2 separate regions of the Homo sapiens genome follow, and region 1 is linked to region 2. The links are chromatin contacts, found by Hi-C or POLR2A ChIA-PET in ENCODE. All regions are on one chromosome and are shown on one strand. The core of a region is the stretch at or near the end of the contact, and the rest is flanking DNA. Distances in the headings are between cores, read along the strand shown.

Region 1 (3,189 bases), core at 90-2,589, 810 kb after region 2:
TTTCTCACAAATAAGTACTTCTGAATTTGTGGTGTGCATCCAATTTATTCTGTTTATCCTAAAATGGTTGTTTTGGATTGTTATTTCCAGTTGTAATATTCCTTTTGGAGAGAGGGTGTGCTAAGCTGCTCACTTCATCATTCTAGGAGCCATGCCCCTACCTGCATGATCACTTTTGAGTTTCAATACTGTTTGAAGAACTTCCTCAGAAAAAGCATGCTGTACTCTGCCTACACTAAATGGCCTGGTAAGCTTCCCTTAAACATTGTGATATAAGTGTTAGTGTTTCACTTTTGATAGTAAACTTGAGAGAAATATAGAATTGTACTGTTTTTCAGGTGTGCGTATGAGCAATTTTATTCTTTTTCTCCCAAATGAATGGCAAGTTAAGCATTAATTCTAGGTAAATATTTAGTTTCTGAGGATGTGGGTTTTTTTGTGAGTAAGAAAGTCACCTTTCAGTCAACTATGTGGTTCTGGGTATCCTTCATAACATTTAAAATAATTATTATATGTTTACTATCAACAGGAAAACAAGTTTACTTTGAACTTTATACTCAGTGTGTTTTGCATCTCTCTCTAGCATGAAAAGGCTCTCCCTTTTGTATGTTCATATGTTTTGAACATGACCCCAGAATGTTTCAAATTTTAAATATCCTCATGCAGCAATTAAAAGCACTAACACCGGAATAGTTTGGACCTCTGATTGAGACAACTTACTATAAGATGTACCTCTTCTATTGGAGGTCTGTTCTACACACCATCATTTTTCTTAATTATTTCTGACATTTTGCCTATCATACACTGACCTTCGAAGCTATTTATTGAAAACCCTTCTCGGAAATCTCATAGTCTGAGAGTGAATTGTCAAAAATAATTAAGAAAAATGGTGGTATATTCCCCTGACACAGAAATATATCTTTTCTAAAATGTTGCTGCTTTTAACTGAATTTAATTTAAAGTCATTTCAAGAATTATGAGTCTATTAACTGAACAACTCCCGCAAAAGTAAAAACACCCAGAGCTTTGGATGAGATAGTAATAAGGAGAAAAATGTTCTCATGCAGGCTATTATTTTGAATTTCTTGTATTTTGTGGGAGAGTACTGCCATACTCAACTCACTACAATTTAAAACATTCATGAGACTTCCAGGAGTTTTTTGAGATTGTCCCCTATCATATCATCCATGTGTATTTCTTACCAAAAAGGAAAAGAAAAAAAACAAAAGAAATATTCCCAAATCAAACCTGAATTCTCCTTGCCTCCTCTGACAGGAGTTAACACGACATGTCTAACAAAGCCTGGTCTTCAGGAAGTGAGCACTGCTTACCGTCTTCCTGTTATAACTGGCAACACATCATTGGATTTGGCTTCAATTATTTTAAATGCAACTTTCTTTAAATCGGAAATGCCAACGGCCATGTCCTCTAGCATTCCAATTTCATCGCCTAAACAATAGAAAAGGCACTTAGCTACAAACAAACATTTGAGGAAAATGTCACTAGCTACTATGCCTCCCTGCTGGAATTTGTTCTAGCATTTTATTGAATGAGTTTCTGAATGCAGTGAACCTACTCTAGACACTTTTCCTCAGAGGCTGAAGGTGTTTCTTAGTGAAATGAGAACCATTTCAATGGACTTCAGAAGTCAATCTACCCTTTGAGGGAAGGAAGAACGTGGACATTTGCTGTGAGGCTGGAGAGAGTGTTTTAACCCCTTTGTGATTTGTGCACCTTTCTTTCTACTGGCAGGACTGATATCTGTTGTCTAGAAATAACAGAGGTAGCTGAATTTATCATCACTGACCCAGGTTCATGCTAGTTTTGCATCTCCATACATTAACAAATGAAGCCTGACAGGGAGATCATTAAGATTCCAGATCAGCACTCTCTAACAGAAATATGTGAGCCACATATATAATTTTAAATTTCCTGGTAGTCATTTTTTAAAAGAGTGAAATTAAAAAGGTAGAATTAATTTTAATAATATATTTTACTTAATCCAGTATATCCAAAATACCATTTCAATTGTAAATTAATATGAAATTATTAATTATCAATATAAAATATCTTTTAAAACTAGTTTTTGAAATCTGGTATGCATATCTAGTACTTATTGATTTGGACTAGACACATTTCAATTACCCAAAAGTCACACAAGGCTACTATATTGAACAGTGCAGTTCTAGACATTACAGGGTTGAGACTTTAAAATCCAGTCATTGCAACTATGTTGGCACAGAGCCTTTTATATTAAAAAAGCCAGATGGCTGCTCAGGAGTCCACTCTGAAATAATCTATAATTCCATTTTCAAAGCATAATAGGAGGCAAAAGTAAGTTACAAGGTGAATGCAAAAAACTGAAAGTTATATTATTTTTGTAATACTTGGCACAATAAAGGTTTACTTATTTTTATGTTTTCTTGAAAAATTTCTGGATTAAATGTCCTTCTGAATAGAAATGTGATTTTAACTTGTACTAAAGCAATACTCACTGTATGTACTTAGCAGTCCTTCATATTGTACTATCAACCCCACTGTGTGAAGCTGCTGTAGGAAGCCTGGGTCATACAGACTTGTCTGTAATTTGATGATAAAACCACAAACCAATCCAGCAAGCTGAAAAAAAAATATTGATGAGATTTACTGCAGTTAGCAAACGTATTTGTTTTATTTTGAAATATTTTAAGACTTCTGAGGCATCACAGATTCGATTATCAGGTATGTATAACAAAACTACAACTATTTGGTAGGCATAGTAAAACAAGTTGACAGTCTTTGATCTAGAATTGCTGTGTATAAAAGTCTTGGGGAAGGTAGAAGTGCAAAGGGAAAAAGAACATGGACAGGAGTAAGGTTGATAGGTCTTCAAATCTTATATCTACCATTTCTAACAGTAAATTCATAAACACTTAAGCACTTCCAAATCTTACTATTTTTTGTACATGTAAAATAGAGATGATAATAATCATTTCACAGGGTCATTAAAAGAACACAATGACGAAACATGTATGTATAAGGCAGAGCATATTTTCCGACACCTGGTTAGCTTCATGTGCCACTGGACCATTCATGAAATAGTGGGGGAAAGCGACAGTTTGGTTAAAATATTCCCTTTTCCTAGAATGTTTAGAAAGAGAAGTCTTCTTTTTCTTTCTCTCCATATGTCCTGTCTATAAAACTCAGCCA
Region 2 (3,269 bases), core at 100-2,599:
TTGGCAACTCTTTCTAAAGCTATTTTTGCTTTTTTATACATTAATAAGTGATATGCTCTCTCTTTACAAACTATTAGTGAAGTAAAATAGATTTCTCTGGCTTCCAAAACAGAGAAAATGATACTTTGAGATGAGGCAGTTAGAAATGAGGCATGACACAATAGCTAATAGATTTTGTTTTCTGTCTTGCTTTCTTTCCCTCTCCTACCTTTCTATATTGCTTCATACTGAACTATCTTTAGATATAAGAGTGTATACTAAACTCTGTTTACTCTAAAATCCTTTACCATTGTATACACTTGCATTATAGTAAGAGTATGAGCATCATTTTGTATTCTATGTTTTTCCAGTATCATATATACAGTAAATCTATTATGTCAGTCCCTGAAATTACCATTTTTTGTTTGTTTTGAGATAGGGTATCACTCTGCCGCCCAGGCTGGAGTGCATTTGTGCTATCTAGGTTCACTGCAGCCCAACCTCCTGGGCTTAAGCAATCATCCCACCTCAGCTTCCTGAGTAGCTGGGACCACAGGCGTGCATCGCCACACGTGGCCAATTTTTGTATTTTTTGTAGAGACGAGGTTTTGCCATGTTGCTCAGGCTGGTTTCAAACTCCTGAGCTCAAGCAGCCCACGTGCCTCGGCTTCCCAAAGTGCTGGGATTACAGGCATGAGCCACTATGCCTGGCCTGAAATTACAATTCATAATGGCTTTATAGTAAAGCATTGTAATACTATATTGTACTTCATATAACAATTTATTTACTGCTTGCCATTTGTACTTGAGTTTTTCCAGTTTTTCAGTATATAATAATGAAATATGACATGGCTCTAAGCATCTTTATGTAAATTACTTCATTGTCTTTGTGTCTATTTTTTTCATGAAATATTCCCAAATAAATAATTATTGAACTAAAATGTAATAAAGGATATTTTTAAAATGGTAACCAGCTGCCAGACTGTTTCTCAGAAAGCTTGAACTGATATTCCATACCATGGATAATATTTTATCATAGCAATACAAAGTTTAAGCACTTAAATTTTTTTTTTTTTTGGCCAGTTTGATAGATGTAACTTACTCTATTATTTAAATCTTTTCATCTTCTCTGCGGTTAAAATAGAATGCTTGTAAAATTGGGACATGAATTTAGGGCAGAATCAGAGTGACAGCTTTCCGACAGATGACCTCTCCCTCATCAGTGTTATTTTCCAGTTTCTTTGGCTCATTTTGCAGTGAACAACCTAACAGGGTGAAAGTTCCAGATACTCTGACAAGGTGATGGTTTTGAAGAGAAGTTCTGCTGCTGGGCAGAAGAGGGCACTGTTTGTTTGTACTGAGGCAGAACAAACCCTGACCTGTTTAGAGAGAGCAATCACTGTCAGAGCCAGCTCTTCACTTCACACTTGTGGTCCTGTGACCACTGTGGTGGCGACCGCAGCTCCTTCCATGCATGACAAGTCCTGTTAAGCATTGAATTTGTTATTATGCACTGAGGTCTGTGAAGTTCCTGCCTCCTAGAAGACCAATGGAATCATTTACACTGCTGTCACCGAGGAGTTAGCACCCAGGCAGTTGCCTACCACAAGAAGGAGGGCTGGTTTGCTCCAGGAGACACCAGCCGGTCCGGACACCTGCAAGACTCTGGGGAACCACAAGGTTAATTAGAATTTGATGAGCAGTGAAGGTCAGGAATTTAGAAAGGCTGGAATAGCAACCAGACTAGGATTGTAAGAACATTTTTGTTAAAATTAAGAAGTAATACCCAAGATTTTTAGGCCAACCACATTTCTGTATTTCTTGTTTTTTTTGTTGTTGTTTATTTTTTCTAGTTAAAAAAAGTCACATAGGAAATGTACAAATGCATTATTATTACAAAAGATTAAATCACACTATGAAGTGCTGAGCAATCTGTATTCTCTCTTTGGCCTCTTCATTCCACTCACACTCCCTTTCTCAAAGGCCACTGCTGTTAATAGTTTGATGACTTTGTTGTGGGCCTTTACAGACACAGGTGCATACACTGTACACATATATCTTTTTTTCTCTCCAAGAGTGGGATCTTGCCATACATATTATCCTGAAACTAGTTTTTTCCCCCACTTAACCATAAATCGTGTCACTGTTTCCATGAGTTCAAATTGGTCTTCTTTTGCATAACTATCTGTAATATGGATTATCATGAATTAATTAACCATTATACTGATGAAACATTAAGGTTTTCAATTTTCACTATTACAAATAATGCAAAGTGAATGTTCTTGTGTTTGTAACTCTGTGCACAGACTTCAGTGTTTCTGTAGGATGGATGCCAGATGTAAAATTGCAAGGTCAAATTTTATGAGCACTTAAAGTTTTAATAGATGTGGTCAAATTGCCCTCCAAAAAGGGAGAAGGTAACTTCTATTTATTTATTTTTACTATACTTTAAGTTCTAGAGTACATGTGCCAACGTGCAGGTTTGTTACATATGTATACATGCGCCATGTTGGTGTGCTGCACCCATTAACTCGTCATTTACATTAGGTATATCTCCTAATGCTATCCCTGCCCCCTCCCCCAACCCCACGACAGGCCCTGGTGTGTGATGTTCCCCACCCTGTGTCCAAGTGGGGAGAAGGTAACTTCTTAAAGTTATTGATATGTGCAGTCACGAGAGTGTTTGATGGTGCTAAACAGAAGAAACTCTTATGTTGTAGGCCAGAACCTTCAGTGGGCTGATTATATTTGTACAGTTGCCTTTGCTTCACTCCAGTGAAACCATTATGGACTCTTTCCTAAATGAGAATCTTGGGGTTAGTATAAAGACCTTCTAAACTGCAATGGGCCTCTGTCATATTTTTCTCAGGTTTGGGCAGAGGGTTAGGATAAAGGAAGGAGCAAAGTGTCTTCTTGACCTGCAGAAGAGGTTCGGGGGAAATGCCTTACACATCAGCAGGGGCCATGAGAGCAGGTCTTATCTGTGATGCCTCATATCTGATTCTGCTCTTGTCTGCCTACTGTCCACACTATTCTTCGAATCATAATTAGATCACATCGCATTCTGCAGAAAGCCTTCTAGTGGGCACCCCTGCAGGTACCTTGGCTTATTAGGCCCCTTTACACTCTGACCTCTTCCCCTGAGACATCATATCCAACTAGGCTGCCTTGTTCTTCCTGCCCCAACCCTCACCTCTCAGCCCACTGGCTTCATTTTGGCTCTAAACACACCAACTGAGAAAGTGAAGGGACTTCAAGTAGATGTCCCGGAGGGCTCTGAAATGTGCCCT

What was found. Hi-C counts contacts between places; a loop is a spot of excess contacts on that map. ChIA-PET counts read pairs that join two places held with the same protein, here RNA polymerase II (POLR2A). Pooled maps may share reads with other maps.
Region 1: a loop to region 2 is called in a map of endothelial cell of umbilical vein, with 9 times the contacts of the local background. The contact joins two enhancer-like sites. A Hi-C loop is called at or near these places in 6 of 168 maps with a recorded cell type or tissue (CD4-positive, alpha-beta memory T cell, GM12878, endothelial cell of umbilical vein and 1 more), 31 of 37 single-sample maps with no recorded cell type and 17 of 50 pooled maps. POLR2A ChIA-PET finds 5 or more read pairs at or near these places in 1 of 52 experiments (activated T-cell).

Annotation. Positions count from the first base shown.
Region 1 is chr4:142,120,797-142,123,985 of GRCh38, forward strand. INPP4B (inositol polyphosphate-4-phosphatase type II B) reads right to left here. Exons shown (of 26, transcript NM_001101669.3): 20 at 2,496-2,619; 21 at 1,332-1,449. Among named protein-coding and RNA genes, the nearest start is that of IL15, 490 kb to the left of the region's middle. Within about 2 kb of position 1,340, at least 2 of the 41 ENCODE cell types and tissues checked have a DNase peak (open chromatin) inside an H3K27ac peak, as active enhancers do.
Region 2 is chr4:141,306,027-141,309,295 of GRCh38, forward strand. No RefSeq gene overlaps it. Among named protein-coding and RNA genes, the nearest start is that of LINC02432, 25 kb to the right of the region's middle. Within about 2 kb of position 1,350, at least 3 of the 41 ENCODE cell types and tissues checked have a DNase peak (open chromatin) inside an H3K27ac peak, as active enhancers do.